2 separate regions of the Mus musculus genome follow, and region 1 is linked to region 2. A link is a loop called in an ENCODE intact Hi-C map of the cell type or tissue named here. Cell type or tissue: left cerebral cortex. All regions are shown on one strand. Links, peaks and the distances in the headings refer to the core of each region. The heading gives the core; the rest is flanking DNA. Region 1 overlaps Immt (inner membrane protein, mitochondrial). Region 2 overlaps Usp39 (ubiquitin specific peptidase 39).

Region 1 (8,565 bases), core at 241-8,240, 450 kb after region 2:
TCAATCCCTCTCAACCTGGCATAGGCAGTATTTATGTCCAGAGTAAAGCTGTCCATTTGTTCTTGACTGCGACGACGAAACTCTAATTCTTGCTCAGACAGTTTCTCAGACAGGCCCTGAAATAAAACAGACAGTGTACAGAAATCTAATGTTACCACCATGCTTGCCACCTAACTACATGCTAGTCTTCCAGAAACTACTAACTTTGAAGTAAAAAAGGAACCTTTAATATCTCAAATTATAACCAGGTGTGGTGACACGCCTTTAATTCTAGCACTCAGGAGGCAGAGGCAAGAGAGTTCCAAGCCAGTCTGGTCTACAGCAAGTTCCAGGCCAGCCAGGACTACACAGGAAGAACCAATCTAAAACAAATAAAAACTTCAGAAGAGCTGCTTGTAAGGGGCTGGAGAGATGGCTCTGTGGTGAAGAACACTTGTTCTTGCAGAGGACCCAGACCCAGGTTCAATTCCCAGCAGTCTTGATGCAGCTTAAAATCATCCTAACTCCCGCTCCAGGGGATCCAATGCCCTTTTCTGCCCTCCTCCAGCACCAAGCACTAATGTAATTCACTGCCATACATGGAAGCAAAATACTCATATACGTAAAATAAATGTTAAACCAAAACAGCTGCAATGTTGTATATAAGGTTTCAAACTTTTATCAACTCATATTGGTTTTTCAAGTCAGAGCTTCACTGTATAGGCCTGGCTGTCTTGGAACTTACGCTATAGACTGGGATGACCGTAAACTCAGAGATCCATCTGTCTCTGCCTCTCAAATACTGAAATTAAAGGCGTGTATCACCATGCCTGGCTCTGACTCATGTTCCATAAGTTTCTGAATTTTCTGATACAACATAGAAAAGCTTTTAATTAAGCATTTAGACTGCAATCTTTAAAAAGAAATTTGGGGTGGCTAAAGGTGGCTCAGTAGGTAAGAGCATTTCCTAGAGCACTCACAAAGTGACTCCAGTTCTAGGGGATCTGCCTCTTCTAGCCTCTGTAGGCACTAGGTAAGCACAGAGTATACACCCATATATGCAGTAAGCATTTATATAGAGAAAATAAAAAATCTTTTAAAAATGAGACATTTTTGTATTGCAACCCACACATATTTTCAGATCTACATACCTGACCATGAACACAGCATGGCTGATGTAAAACGAACTGGTTCTGTAATTTATAACTAACAAAAAGCCTATTTCACCCAAGCTAGGTACCACTTTATTCTTATCTTCAGAGTGCACAGGAAGGAGAAAGGCTAAGGAAGGATGTGGTGCAGCTGTACAGGACAGGCAACATGTGTGAGGCCCCGGGGAGGAAGGAGCGGAAGCCCGAGCACAGGTCCTCACCTGTTCAAATTCATACTTCAGTTCCTGTTCCTGCACCTTGAGGACATCTCGTAAATGATCAGTGTGGGCAGCTGCCTGCCGTCGAAGTTGGGTCCGCATTTCATTCTCCATGGCATCTCTGACTTCTTCTACCTGTGAAACCAAGCGCAGCAATGGGCAGCTCTCAAACGTCCATATGCACGTTTAGGGAACGGGAGAGACTAGTCAGGAAGCTAACAGTAGCAGCAGCTCAACTCCACTGATGTGCCAGGCATGTCTATACGATTATCTCATGCTTTCCAAGAGCCACAAAGCCAAACACCCAAAAGCAACTGAAACAAGGTCACATAGCTACACAGAAATCCTACTTCAAACATGGGTCTCTCTGGCCTCCAAACTTGTGCTTCCTTCCATCATGCTGCCATGTGGCCCCCAACACAGAAACAAACACCATTATTTGCTGAATCACACATAACACAGGAAGTAACTTATTCCAAAATGTAGAGCAAAGAAACCTAGCTAGTTCTAAGCTGGGTGCAAACCCTGTTTAACCATAACTGCTCATGTTCATGTTCCCACCTTTTTGCATGGTGACAGTGCCAACTTAAGAGAAATCAATGTGAAAATTAGTACCCAAAAGGTACACTTGAACACATTTCTTTGAAACCAGCAGCTTATTTTCACATGAGTTTAAGTTTAACATGGGCCAGTCAAAACAAGTTAGGAAATGCTCCGTCCTGCTTCACTCAGCAATTAACCACGGGTATACTAGACATCAACATAAACTACCTTGAACACAAACTCATCTTTTCTCAGATTTAGAACAATGAGTCCATTTAAGACCAGCCCCGTGCTGGACAGAACCTACTATCTTCTTGGATACATGACTGCTCAGACAATGCACACACAGATCCTTGAAGCAGGAACACTTGTTTCCAAGAGTGAATGTGAGCAGGATGCCCACCCTAAATACCTAACTCCCACTTTCACTGAAAACAGCAATATAGCAGAAACTGACCCATACATGCTGCTTAAAACTGAAAGAGGGGTGTTGCTGAGACAGTGATGTCCAAGTGTAGAACTAAGGTTTAAGGAGAAGAGCCAGGTTGGAAGCACACAGCACAAACATCCCAGTGAAAAATACAAAAAGACACTGCACAGAGAAGAAAAACAAAAACAAAAGCTAAACAAGATTCAATAAATAAATAAACGACAAACTTACAGAAGGCAAGTATAACATTAAGAGTCTTTGGGCGTTGTTTAAGAATCTGGACTAATGCTCTTATACTGAAAACCCAGAACTCAGGATAAGGTAGCACTATAACCGTTTGTTCCTATCAGTCACAGCTAAGTAACAAGGTGCCATTTTTAAATAAACAAAAGTCGAGGAGACTGCTGGGAGTTCTAAGCCAGCCTGGTTACACAGCAAGAACCTGAGAAACTATTGGATTAAGATAGGCAAAAAAAAGAAAAGAAAAAAAAAAAAACAGGAATTAACTGTGGATGCAGACTGAATGTAAGAGTCTCTGATAAAAAAAATAGCCACCAAAAGCTCTCTCCATCAGCCAAGCAAGATGCCCAAAGGAAAGAAGACCAAGGGGAAGAAGGTGGCCTCAGCTCTTACTGGCAAGAAACAGGAGGCCAAAAAGGGGGTCAATCCTTTGTTTGAGGAAAGGCCCAAGAACTTCGGCATTGGGCAGGACATCCAGCCCCAAAGAGATCTAACACACTTCATCAAATGGCCCCACTTCATCAGGCTGCAGCAGCAAAGAGCCATCCTCTATAAGCGGTCCAAAGTACCTCCTGCCATTAACCAGTTCACCCAGGCCCTGGACAGGCAGACAGCTACTCAGCTGCTTAAGCTTGCCCACAAGTAGAGGTCAGAGACAAAGCAAGAGAAGAAGCAAAGGCCTGTGCTGAGAAGAAAGCTGCTGGCAAAAGGGGATGTCCCGACTAAGAGACCACCTGTCCTCAAGAGCAGGAGTCAACCCAGTCACCACCTTGGTGGAGAATAAGAAGGCTCAGCTGGTGGTGATTGCCCATGACGTAGACCCCAATGAGCTGGTGGTTTTCCTGCCTGCCCTGTGTCGAAAGATGGGGGCGCCCTACTGCATCATCAAGGGAAAGGCCAGGCTGGGGTGCCTGGTCCACAGGAAGACATGCACCACTGTTGCCTTTACACAGGTTAACTCGGAAGACAAGGGTGCTCTGGCTAAGCTGGTGGAAGCTATTAGGACCAATTTTAATGACAGATATGATGAGATCCATCGCCACTGGGGAGGCAACGTCCTGGGTCCTAAGTCTGAGGCTCGCTTTGCCAAGCTGGAAAAGGCAAAAGGCTAAAGAACTCACCACTAAATTTGGTTAAATGCACACTAAGTTTTCTGTATATAAATATAATTACAAAATTATCAAAACCAAAAACATAGCCACGCCAATAGACAAACAAACAAACAAATGGTGAACAGAGGTATCTCTTTTCCTTTGAATAATCACACCTTCAATTGCCAGAGGTCCTGAGTTCAATACCCAGCAACCAATTGGTAGTTTATGACCTTCTATAATGAGATCTGGTGCCCTCTTCTGGTCTCAGGCATACATGCAGGCAGAACACTGACATAATAAATAAATAAATAAATCTTTAAAAAAGAAAAAAAAAAAACCCTAAAACACCACTCTAATGATAGCTTGGCACAAATTATATTTACCACTAGCAGGCAGTGACAGAACAAACAAGGTTAACTTCAAATGTCAGGTCATTCTCTTCCTCCACTACCTTTCTGTCCTGCTCAGCCTGAATTTCACTTCTGTGGTGCTCCAATGCTTTTGCCACTGCAGAGTCAAAGGTCCGCTTTTCTTCTAGCTTGTGCTTTTCCAAGGCTAGCTCAATGTGCTGCTTCTCTGTGGCTTTCTGTTGTGCTAGCTCTCTGTTGAGCTGATCAATGCGACGATGGGCATGAGCAATGAGTGAGTTCAGGTCATCAGTAGAGAGTTTGCCAGCTAAACAGGTAACATCAAAGTGTTAGTGCTGTCACTGAAAATATACTGCAGAAAGAAGCTAACACAAAATTCAAATCCTCCAGTCAAAGTAGCAATTAAAAACTACTATCCAGCAACTAAAGCACTATCAATTCTAAGCAAAATAATGGGTGAGTCTATAATAAAATGATAATAATAATAATAATAATAATAATAAGTGTGAGGCAGCATACACTGCTCTTTCTAAGAACTCCAAATCAGTGTAATCTGAACTCATCATGTCCTGGCTTTCTAATTTACTAACTTTACTTCTAAAAAGACAGCTTGTAGACACAATCACTACTATATGCCATTTTATGTAGAACTATGATTAGCCCTAACAAATATTCAGAAGGAAACCAACTCCCACAAATTCTCCTGTGAGCCACAAGTACACTGACAGACACACTCCCTACCCCTCCCCCCCAAAACAAGCACACACACACACACACACATACAGACACACACAAGTATTTTTATTTTCTGTATATGGGTGTTTTGCCTGTATATCTGTCTGTGCATCATATGTGTGTCTACTGTTGTAAATGGCCAGAGAAGAGGCACCAGATCCCTTGAAACTGGAGTTACAGATGGTTGTAAGCCTCCGAGTGAGTGCTGAGAAATGAGCCAGCTGTCCTCTGGATAGCTCTTAACCACTGAGCTATCTCTCCATCTGTTTGTTCCTTTCCTTGAATGCACACTACCTAGAATAGTAATCTGTGATCAATGATACCCAATGGGATCACTCATGCTCCTTTTTAATACTCATGCCCAAACACTCAGTTATGCACACATACACTCACTCATTGCGATTTGTTGGTTTGTTTGTTTTAGAAGGGGAAGTAATTTCACACTCCACAGTATTCCAACATTTACTAGAGATTAAGAATGAAGGAAGGGGGCTGGAGAGGTGGCTCAGCAATTACAAGCACTGACTTTTCTTCTGAAGGTCCTGAGTTCAAATCCCAGCAACCACATGGTGGCTCTGTAATGAGATCCATCTGTAATGAGATCGGATGCCCTCTTCTGGTGTGCCTGAAAACAGCTACAGTGTACTTACATTAACTAAATAAATAAATAAATAAATAAATCTTTTTAAAAAAATGAAGGAAGGTTCCTGCCATAAAATACAAATATGGGCAATTCTGTATGATAAATGATCAATTCATCAAAAAACAAGTGAAAAGCAAAATATATAAGCAAGCAAACACTGAGACTCATTGAGTAATTTCAATGTGTGGGACATCTCTGAATCCTGGTTTGAATTAAAACCGTAATTAAAAATACTATAAGTAAAAAGTCTTAAGCACTGTATATTTAACAGCATTAGAGAATTATGAAACCTTAAGCATAATAATAGTATTCCGATTGTCTTTCTAAAAAAACACTCAAAATATTTAAAAGGAAAAAGATATATTTGGAGTCTGCTTTGACATGAAAGCTATGAACAGATGAGACAAAACTGGGCATTGTTTTGATAACTGATAAAGTTGGGTAAAATATCCATGGGAGTTATTTGTATTTTTTTTTTTTTTTTGCTTTTTAATGTTTGAAGCTCTTTGAAATAACAAGTAAAACAAAGACCTTATTGTATATAAACAGACACATACCTCACATTTAAAGCCTTACACTTAACACAATTATTCTTGATTATCTATGGATGACAATTGAGAATTATGACACATTCAGGTTCTACTTGCTATAGTTTAGATGGGTAGCACACGCGCACCCATGCACACATGCACACACACCAGAAAGAGTTCACTATTTCAACACCCCCCAAAAAATGCCATTAAACATAGAATATACATAATTACTCACCTAGGTCAGAAATACCTACAAAGAAAGAGAAGAATAGTGTGAAAAAGGAAAGCACGCACTTTGGTTAGCCATCATTAAATAGCAACATCCAGAAAGACCAAGAAAAGAGGTTTCTAGAAAGCAAAATGTTTAGTTCCTATATTTACAGAGTCAGAGACAGCAGTTCTTTTTCTTTTTCTTTTTTTATTTTGGTTTTTCGAGACAGGGTTTCTCTGTGTAGCCCTGGCTATCCTGGAACTCACTTTGTAGACCAGGCTGGCCTCGAACTCAGAAATCCGCCTGCCTCTGCCTCCCGAGTGCTGGGATTAAAGGCGTGCACCACCAGGCTCAGCTAGAGACAGCATTTCTAAGGGAAGTTAAATATTCCAAGAGGAGAATCACCAACAACAAGGACTGCTCTAGTTAGAAGGGGTCTGTCACTGTCTCATCTGCACATCAACTAAAAACTTTACTAGGAGACACAATTCTTTGATTACTGTCAACTGAACTAATTTACAGAATATTTCTCCATCCTAGTACTAGTTTCCAGTGGCAGGCTACTTCCAACTGTCAAATACTTCTAGAATTAACATTTTTCTTTAGAGGCAATTTTGGAACAAAGTCTTTTCAGATTCTGTTACCTTTCTGTTATTTTTTCTCCTGAAAGCTGGGAGTGTATCACAGTAAGCTTCTTAAATAAGCACTACAGTGAACTTAATATTAAATTTACATTTAACCTGTGTAAAATTAAATCAAAAACTCTGACTGTTGAAGTTTAAATGATATTCCTTATCATGATTACAAACCCCAACGAACCCGTGACAAGAGAGTAGACAGCTGCCAACCTCAGTGACTTGCCTCTGTTTTCCCCCCTGGCAATTCTGGAGGTAGAACATAAGCTATGTCTCCAATCAAATTTTACTTTTTAATTCTGAAACAGATCTACACTGTAGCCCAGAAATTTGCAATCCTCTTGCCTCAGCATCCTCAAACACATGGGTGTATAGGCCTGTACAGGCAGATCTGTCTTTAGTATGAAGCTTGTTAAGAACCTCTTGGTTTAGGGAGCTAGAGAGATGGCTCAGCGGTTAAGAGCACCGACTGTTCTTCTGAAGGTCCTGAGTTCAAATCCCAGCAACCAAATGGTGGCTCACAACCATCCGTAACGGGATCTGGCGCCCTCTTCTGGAGTGTCTGAAGACATCTACAGTGTACTTACATATAATAAATAAATCTTTAAAAAAGAAAAAAGGACCTCTTGGGTTAAATTCAAGGAATTTTTCATTAAAAGAATCTGCTTCTATGTCAAAGGAAAAACAAAGTTGAGACAATGTAAAAGATCATTAACAGGGCACATAAACATAATAGTATGTGCTATAGTACATAAGCAACAAAGGAGACATGCTTTGGGTTATCAGTCCACAGCACTTTTCAAAAATACTGTTTACTTTTATGTATAATATATGTGTGCCTGCACAAGTTTATAAGCACTATGTGCATGCAAGAGCCTGTAGGAGCCAGAAGAGGGCACTAGATCCCCTGAAACTGGAGTTGCTCACAACAGCTACTCTGTGAGTACTAGGAACCAAACCTTGGTCCTCAGAAAGACAGTAAGTATTCTTAAGTACTGAACTATCTCTCTAGACCCCAAGCTCACTTTTATACTTGATATAAAGATATATCCTTAAATAACTGTTTAGTTTATAGGTTCTTAAACTTCACAATAGCACCAACCTATTCTGTATTTTTAAATAATTTTTAAAAAAGGATTACATATATTTATTTATTTGGATTGGGTATACCATGGCAACTGTGTGGAGGTCAGAGAACAATTTTTGAGAATCTGTTCTCTCCTTCCTCCATGTGGGTCCTGAGGATAGAACACAGGTCACCAGTTTTGGCAGCAGGTATCCATACCACCAAGTCTTCTCTTTGGAGAGAGACAATACCAGGTCACTTGCACTGATACACATAAGGCACATTTGACTATTTCAAAGTTTATTTTCTTTTTTGTTTGTTGGTGCTGGGGACTGAACTCAGGGCTTGTACATACTAGCCAAGTGCTCGACAATGAGCAAGACCCTCTAGCCTAATCCTCTTGCCACTTTTCTCCCTTTTTTTTTTTTTTTTTTTGAGTCAAGGTCTTACTACATAGCTGTCCTGGAGCTTGATTGAGATATAGACCAAGCTGGCTTCAAGCTCACAGAGATCCACACCTCTTCTGCCTCACAAATGGTAGGATTAAAGGCATGTGCTACTAGACCAGGCTCTTTTTACCTTTTTTTAATGCTGAGGCTCCAACTCAGGGCCTCTTGCATGCTAGATACTCTTTGAGCACTAAATTACGCCTCTACGCTCAAATTCTGTGCTCTTACTACAATAATGCCTTAATGTACATTGGGAGTTTCCTTAAGCAA
Region 2 (8,565 bases), core at 455-8,454:
GGACAGCTTGCTCCAGAGAAGTTAGAAAACAGGAGATCTATTCTTAGAATAGGACTCAATGACTTTTTTTTTTTAAGACTTATTTATCATTATAATAAGTACACTGTTGCTGTCTTCAGACACCAGAAGAGGGCGTCAGATTTCATTACGGGTGGTTGTGAGCCACCATGTGGCTGCTGGGATTTGAACTCAGGACCTTTGGAAGAGTAGTCAGTGCTCTTACTTGCTAAGCCATCTGCCAGCCCCAACGACTTCTTTATTATAGGAATTACTACATTTTATTTATTTTGTTTATTGGTGTGCACTTAGACCTGCATGGGTGTTTGTGAGCCTTGGCACATATGTGGAAAACTGAGGATAACTTAGAGGATTCAGTTTTCTTCCTCCACTGTGTGGATCCCAGGGATCAAACTCAGGTCACCAGGCTTGCATGGTGAACACTTTACCAGTAGATTCATTTCTCTAATTGTTTTTAATTTTTTTTAAAAAAACCTTTATCGAGACAGGGTCCCTACATTGTTTTTTTTTGGATCTCGATATGTAGGCCAGGCTGACTTTGAACTCACAGAGGCATGTAATGGGAGTTTGTTTATTCAAGGCTTCTAGACTAGGAAAACAGCAGTGAGGAAAGTGGATCCAGAGAGTATGCATCACTTTATGTATGTGAGTGCCTTGGTCAGCATGTGTGTGTACACCACGTGTGTTGTGCTCTTGAAAAGCAGAAGATGGGCTGAGAGACCTTGCATAAAGAATAAGAAAGAGAAGCTGAGGTGTTGATCTCACCTCTCCAAGCATTCACATTCATCTGCGTGTCACACACACAGGAACAACACCACACATACAAAGGAACAGAAGGCAGCTGACTCTCTGGACCCATTCTTTCTTCAGTGCTGGTTTTCTAGTCTAGAAGCCTTGAATGAACTCCCATTTCATACCTGCTGCTTACGTGAGCTGTGTTGCTTGTAAGGACTTTACCTCTGACTTCACTGAAAGAATGAAAGCAGTAAGGTCCTGGACAAGTGAGAGGCTGATGGTTTGCCTAGTGTTCAGATTAGGTGGTCACAGTGATGGCATAGCATGGAGTCAATCTTCTGTAGGGCGCCTGAGGGCAAAGGACAGGTGCTGCCTGAATCCTGGAGCTGCAAGGTGGACTCCCAGGTAGGCCTGTGGTCAAGTCCCTGCTGCCTCAGCTCATTGCTCCCAAGGCAGGCAGAGGAGTCACATTCCTTGTGTAACCTGCTTAAATTCACAGCCATCATGTGACAGCCAAGATTTCCATTCAGGTCCAGGTGAGCAGAGAGCCTGCACTTTTGGCTCCTAGACTTGCTTCTAAAGGGAATTTTCCTGAGATAAGTAGTTGCTGTTGAAAAATGTAAATTCAACTCACTGGAACTTTTTTGGCACTGCAAACCCTCGAAGAGGTAGGACCCTAAAGTTAACAAGTCAATAGTTCTGTGGTTCATTTGTTCATTTGTATGGGGCATGTCTCTAACTTCACAGCCATGGTCTGACTTACTTTATTTTTTATCTCCAGAAATGTGGATCTGAGAGAATACTTATCTGAAGAAGTCCAAGCCGTCCACAAGAACACCACCTATGATCTCATCGCCAACATCGTGCATGATGGCAAGCCCTCTGAGGGCTCCTACAGGATCCACGTGCTTCATCATGTGAGTGCTGTGGCCCAGAGCTGCAGAATAGGTGCTGTTCCTGTGCTGACTTTGAGTTTGTTTGCCGGTGTTGGGGCCTTGCTTCAGAGACCTCTATATACTAGAGGCAATGGCTTTAGTTCTGTCTTACTGTTAGATGCTCCCTGAAGCTTTCTGAGGTCCTAAGTGCTGGCCCTGCCCCAGCACGGCCACAGTAGACATTGGTTTTCAACTGGAGTAGAGGCCAGGGATGTAGCCACAGGGTCTACAGTGCTGTTACACCCTTCCTTAAATCCAAGCTATTGATCCTAGTTAATTAGGAAACTGCCTTAGATTATGTGGATGTATAATGAAGTGTTAGGTGCTCTGAGGTTCTCCTGGGGATTCTCATACCCAGCCAGGGTTGAGAACTTGTGTTCTGAGTCAGAGCCCCACCAGCCAGAGTGGTACCATCTTAGGGCTCCTTACAATGGCAGAGTCCCAACCCCGTGGAACACTTCATTATTTAACAAGACCCTTTGATGTGTTTGAAATTTACATTTTGAAGCTTTGTCTTTTTATGGCATCGTTTGACTCTGTAGCCCAGGCTGGCTGAGAACTTGAGGCAGCTCCGCCCTCAGCTTTCTAGGTCCGAGGATCACAGGCATTACTACCATGCCTGGCTGAACTAAAAAAGTTTTTTTAAGAGTGTGCCTAAGCTGAAAACGAAAGCATACACAGGATATTTGTACAAACACAGGATTTAGTGTAGGTTGTTTTAACCTGGTTAATGTCTCTAGGACTAGTGGTTTACTGTCCTTAAAGCATAGCTCTCACACATGAGGAAGCCTAGGCCGTCCTATGCTACTGGCTTCAGTTAAGTCTTCAACTTAACTGAGTTTGTCTGATTTACCATTTTTTTTGACAGAAAAAAAGACATTAGAGATTAGAGGGCTTTCTCTTTTTCCTCTTGAGTGGCCACCTAAATTCATTTCCAGAAGGGTAGAAATGGGTTTGGGGATTTAGCTCAAGTGATGGGGTATCCAGTGTGCACAACACCTTAAGCTTGATTCCAGACACCACATAAACTGGGTGTGGTGACATACACTCTAATGTGCCTGTACTCCAGAGGTAGAAGCAGAGAATCAGAAGTTCAAGGCCGTCCCTCCTTGGCTAAAGAGAAAATCTGATGCTAGACTGGTTATGTGAGGGCACCCTTATATACAAACACAGAGAAAGGACAGAAAGGAAAGCAGAATGTTTGGGACTTCGTTGTACTTCAAAGGCTCCTCCACAGGAATTGAGGTTGCCTGAACTGTTTGTTGAATCAGGTCTAGCCAAGGTTATGAACCATCCTCATGGCTCTTGCTGATGTTTAGTGGCCATTCTGATGTGTCTGTCTCTTGGCTGTGACCATTTTTAACCTCTGATTTTGGAGAGCCATTAACCCAGCTCTTTGTGCTTTGTGCAGGGGACTGGCAAGTGGTATGAATTACAAGACCTCCAGGTGACAGACATTCTGCCCCAGATGATCACACTGTCTGAGGCGTACATTCAGGTGGGTGTGGGCCAACGCAGGAAGTGGAGCTGCTGTAGCCTTGCTTGCAGGGCCCGGTGCTTTGAGTGTAAGGGGATCAGATTGTGTGGCTCCAGAAGCCAGTCAGACTTTCAGAAAGGAAAAGTATGGAAGCCTATCAGTCAGCAAGGAAGCAAAGAAGTGTGTGTGTGACTTGTGAGTTAGCAGAGATCTGTGGCTCTAGTTCTAGGAGATCCAAAGCTGTCTTCTGACCTGTGTGCATTACCAGGCATGCCCATGGTGGGCACATACATACATGCAGGTGAACACGCATACACATTGAATAATAAATAAATCTGAAAAAGGATGGAAGAAAAGTCACGGGTGAGTGGGAAATGAAAATGGAACGAAAGGCGCTGTTGTGGATGGTGCGGATTGTTTTTGAGACTGGCGTGTGTATCGGTGTCGTGCTGTCTGTTTGCTGCACAGAATAGTTACTTGAGGGCTAACTCACTGAAGAGATCACTTTCTATTTCTGACAGATTTGGAAGAGGCGGGACAATGATGAAACCAACCAGCAGGGGGCTTGAACGCCTTGTTGGGTTTTTATTCCCAAGGGCTGTGGCTGAAGATGGTAAATAAAAATACTGAAGCTGTCGCTGAACACAGACTGACTGAAAGATTCCTGCCCCAGTCCAGTTTTTATGGATTCTGGCTGCATCACCATGAAGGAGCCTGTCTGCCCTGATGTTCTGCGCTGTCTCCGGCAGCACGTTGTGGTCGACACTCTTCCCTTTCAGCATCAGCAGGCAGAACTCTTACAGATGGATGCCTTATTTGAATTGCTGCAAGTATCAAAGAACAGACAGTTCGGTAGAAACGTCAGGTCTGGAGACCCTAGGAGTAAACGTGAAGTCAGCAGCAGCCTTCTGTCATAGGTAGTGGCTTTCCTGTAGCTCCCTTCATCTCCTGTGGGACGTGTGCGATGGATTAAATATCCTCCTGTTTTTAAACCAGGCTGTTGTTTCATATACCCCATTGAGGCTTGTTAAGGGTTTTGTTTTCCTTCTTAACTTTATATTATATACTCCTGTCTGTAGTCTGTCAGCTTGTGGGTGGGCACTATCCTTGTCTCTTCCTGTCAGCTTGTGGGTGGTATGTCGTTAGGGGTGTATTTGTCTCTAAGTCACAAAATATCTGGCTAAAATGATAGGTTTTCGTGCCTACCTAGAAGGCTGACAGTGGGTGATTTGGGACTGAGGTTCCCCCCCCCCCCCCCCCGCACCCCCAGGCAGAGAAGTGGAATCATTGTAGCTTGAGCAGGTCTCTGCCAGGCTGATGGGAAGCCCGAGGCAGGGGCTGACTGGCAGAAATGGCTTCTGTCAAGCTCAGTCACTGAAGGGTTGGAGGCCTTGGGCCTGAGATGTGGGCAAGCTGGCACACCAGTGGGCAGCAGGCAGCTCATTACAGCAGCTCTCTTGGAATTGGTTTGTTTCTTTGTTTCTTTCTTTCTTTTTTTTTTTTTTTTTCTTTTCTCTTTTTTAAATTTTAGAGACAGGGTATTGCTATGTCCCTATCTGGCCTCTAGCTTCGCATCCTCCTGTCTCTAACTGTGTAAGAGTGCTGGGATTACAGGCCACCATTCCCCCTTTGGTTGGGTTCATCTGGCCAGGGACTGCTCAGCAGGTAAAGAAGGCACATGCCACAAAACCTGATGACTGGAGTTCAGTCTCTGGTTCCACATGGTAGAAAGAGAGGGCGGACTTGTGCAGATTCTCTGAGCACCGCATGTGCACTGTGGCACACTCAGGTCCCCCCTCCCACACTAAATAAAAGTAATTGAGAACATTTTAAAACATGTGATTAGCAGTGATGGCAAAGGCCTGCAAGTATGGACTTGGGAAGGTTGGGGCTGGTAGTGCAGCTCAGTGGACAGCACTTGCCTGTCAGTACCAGACCATGTGCTCTGTCCTAAGCACTGGGAAAAAGGATTAAAAGTAAAAGCTGGGAGCTGATGAGATAGCTCAGCTGGTAAAGTGCCCATCTTACAGAATCCAGTCCCCCAAACTCACGAACAAACGAAAGAGAAAAGCCAGCATGGAATGCCTGCTTGTAATAAAGCGACAGGAAAACAGGCAGCTCCCCAGGGCTTGCTGGGCTAGTGAGGGCCGCTGTCTCAAAGGCAATGTGAACAGTGCATGAGGAGTGAGGGCTGAGGGTCTCCTCTGGCTTCCACATGCACAAATACCCATAACCATGCTCACTACCCACACAAGTGCACACAGACATGCACATACACATAGTAAACACATTGGAGTACACACACAAAGCTGGATGTCATGGCACATGTGTGTAATCTTGGCATTTGGGAGGCAGAGGCAAGGGGACCATGAGTACACCCAGTTTCAAAAACCAAAAATGCTGTGTTACTGGGCTGTTTGGGGCCTTTGGTGCTGGGGACTTGAACCCAGGGACTTGTGTTAGGCAAGTGCTCTGCATTTATACATACCTGGTCCTGGAAAAGTAGAAAGGAGCAATACAGATTACAGAGCAACTTGGGTAAGATCCGTGTTCATCCTCCTACCCAGTCAATGTGCCGTGTGTTTTTACATAGATGTACATAAATGGCTTTTTTTTTTTTTTTTTTTTTTAAAGATTTATTTATTATTATATGTAAGTACATTGTAGCTGTCTTCAGACACACCAGAAGAGGGAGGCAGATCTTGTTACGGATGGTTGTGAGCCACCATGTGGTTGCTGGGATTTGAACTCTGGACCTTCAGAAGAGCAGTCGGGTGCTCTTACCCACTGAGCCATCTCACCAGCCCCATAAATGGCTTTGAATAGTATATAATAAAATAATAAATATAATGAGACTTTGTGTTCAGGCTGGAGAGATGGCTCAGTGGTTTAAAGCAGCTTAATGGCTAAGCAGTTAATAGCTGTTTTTCCAGAGGACCTAGGTTCAAATCCTATCACCTACTTGGTAGCTCACAACCATCTATAACTCCAGGCTAAAGGCTCTGATGACCTTTTCTGGCCTTTGTAGGCAACAGACACGTGGTGCACAGACATACAGAAAAAAAGTCCATACAAATAATTAAAATGGTTTTTAAAATGGCTTGTGATGGCAGTTTAAAATTTAGTCATTCATCATGGGACATAGATAAAATTGCATTTCTCAGTGAGTGAGTTTTGGCTCCAAATAATACTGTTTTCATCTGAAAGTAACTCACGGTCTTTCTCCATAGCCCTGGCTGGCCTGAAACTCACTCTGTAGACTAGGCAGGCCTTGAACTCCTGGAGATCTGCCTGTCTTTGGCTCATTTACCCTCTTTCCTTCACTTACCTGAGTGTTGTAATGAAATCAAGGACTTTTGAGACAATAATCTGTACACTTACAAAATATCTATTGTAAAGTTCAAGTCTACAGACCAGGGATTTACATCTCAGCCACTGCTGTCTCAGAGCAGGCTGAGCAGAAAGCTTGCCCTGGTGCTTAGGTGCTGTGGGTGGAGCCAGACAGAGCCTGCAGGGGCAGAGAAAGCACTGAGCTCACTGTCTGAACATGCAAGGAGTTCCGGTGCCCTCTTCAGACTGAGGAGAGTGTGTGGAGTGGGTCTGTGTCTGTTTGTAGTTCCTAGATTTTCTATAACAAATGAAGTTTTTTATAATTAGAAATATGATAGAAGTGTTTTAGCTATACATATAAAGGGACATGTTTAGCATTTAGATCTTTAATACTAAAGATGGATTTATTTGCCTTTGTGTGCTGGGAGTGGTGGCACACGCCTTTAATCCCAGCACTTGAGAGGCAGAGGCAGGTGGATTTCTGAGTTCAAGGCCAGCCTGGTCTACAGAGTGAGTTCCAGGACAGCCAGAGCTACAGAGAAACCCTGTCTCGGAAAAAAACAAACAAAAACGAAAACCATGCGGATGTTTGGAGTCAGACTCAGGTCCTCAGCAAGGTAAAAGTGCTCCAAGCTGCTGAGCCATCTCTCCAGCCCCTCGTTTGCTTATTTTATATTTTGGTACCTTGAGCTTAAGAAGTAAGCTTGTAGGGAAAGAGTAGGCAGCAGGAGGGAGACCATGCTGGAAGCCGAGATTAGGGAGTAGATGTGGATTTGTGCTCTGTAAGGCAGAGAGAGGTGGCCCAGGCCTGCTGACATCAGGCTGCATGAGACTGTGACTCCTGCCACCCCTTAAAAGATAGTGTGTTCTTACTCTGCACAAGGGAACAGGACTTTATTAGCTGTGACTCAGGCATTGTGTAACATGGGAACTGGTCCTCAGAATGCACAGTCCTAGATGATCTTAGATCATCATGGCAGGCATGGATTCAGCCTCAGGATTGTAAGCTTACATGCAGACAAGAGAATCTGTCCCCTCTCTGTGCTCACTTGTTTTCAGTGCTGGGATAAAACCCAGGGTCCAGAGCATGTTAGACTAGCACTCTATCACTGAGCTGTCTATCCCCTCAGCTCTAGAAACTGTTTATCTTAGCAGCAGAACATCTTCAATACGGAACCATAATGACCAGAGTGTGTGGTGCTCAGCCTCACCCAGGTCAGGGATTTCCTGACTTAAGAGAAATTGATTGTTATCATTAATTGTAAGCATATACCAGGAGGGGGTCACATGTGCCATGGTGTAAGTGTGGGAGGTCAGAGGATTACGTGGGAGTCAACTCTCCCACAACCCTAGGTTCCAGGGATCAAATTCAGAGTATCCGGCTTGTGCAGTTCTTTACCTGCTGAGCCATGTCACTGGCCTGGTTTCCTGATTTTTATATTAAATGTGTGTGTGTGTGTGTGTGTGTGTGTGTGTGTGTGTGTGTGTGTGTGTGTTTATATGTGATAGCAAATGTGGAGGTCAAAGGACAAGCAGAAGTTGGTTCCCTCCCACCATGTGGGTCCTGGGGATCAGACTTGGGTCATCAGCCTTGGTGGCATGACCTTTACTTACTGAAGCATCTCACAAGTCCTTCCTGATTTTAAAATTCTCTTTTGAAAACGTACAAGCTGAAGATTTCATATCTCCTTTCCCTCTCTCCCTCCCTGCCTTCATCCTTCCTTCCCTTTTCTTAACTTTTTCCTTCTTCCTTTCTTTTCTGTCTCTTTTCTTTCTTTGATCCTTTCCTTTCTGTCTTTTCCTTCCTTTCCTGTCTTGTCTTTCTTTTCCTCTCTTCATCCCTCCCTTTTCTTTTTTCTCTTTTTCACTGTATCCCCGACCAGCTGCCAACACTCACAGTCCTTTGCTGTGCTCTCCCAAGATCTGAGATTGTAGGCAAGAGCTACCACACTACCTTTAAACAGTGTTTCTTGTTAGTACTGGGGATCCAACCCAGGTTTCCTGCTTGCTAGGAAAGTGCCCTGTCACTGCGCCTCGCCCACAGCCCTTAGAATAATGCTCCATGTTCCC

Evidence for each region. A loop is a pair of places that touch in the nucleus more often than their neighbours do. Peaks named below come from ENCODE experiments on the same cell type or tissue, not always from the same donor. Only the 100,000 strongest peaks of a DNase experiment are listed, where the experiment ranks them.
Region 1: it touches region 2 in a loop (2.4-fold over the local background); 1 of 42 quality-filtered maps calls a loop at or near these places.

The regions. Positions count from the first base shown.
Region 1 is chr6:71,864,345-71,872,909 of GRCm38, reverse strand. It overlaps Immt (inner membrane protein, mitochondrial), which reads right to left. Exons shown (of 15, transcript NM_001253681.1): 11 at 6,170-6,184; 12 at 4,107-4,330; 13 at 1,352-1,483; 14 at 1-116. It also overlaps the pseudogene Gm17825. Among named protein-coding and RNA genes, the nearest start is that of Snord94, 14 kb to the left of the region's middle. In left cerebral cortex, for the core only: CTCF peaks have their summits at 3,918 (motif pointing left) and 7,354 (motif pointing left); no DNase peak of the experiment used is centred there.
Region 2 is chr6:72,314,361-72,322,925 of GRCm38, reverse strand. Usp39 (ubiquitin specific peptidase 39) reads left to right here. Exons shown (of 13, transcript NM_138592.4): 11 at 1,535-1,670; 12 at 3,100-3,186; 13 at 3,687-4,250. The coding sequence ends at 3,734. It overlaps Sftpb (surfactant associated protein B), which reads right to left. Exons shown (of 12, transcript NM_147779.2): 12 at 8,553-8,565. Among named protein-coding and RNA genes, the nearest start is that of Sftpb, 14 kb to the right of the region's middle. In left cerebral cortex, for the core only: a CTCF peak has its summit at 3,715 (motif pointing right); DNase peaks (open chromatin) are centred at 3,728 and 4,258; H3K27ac peaks cover 369 bases.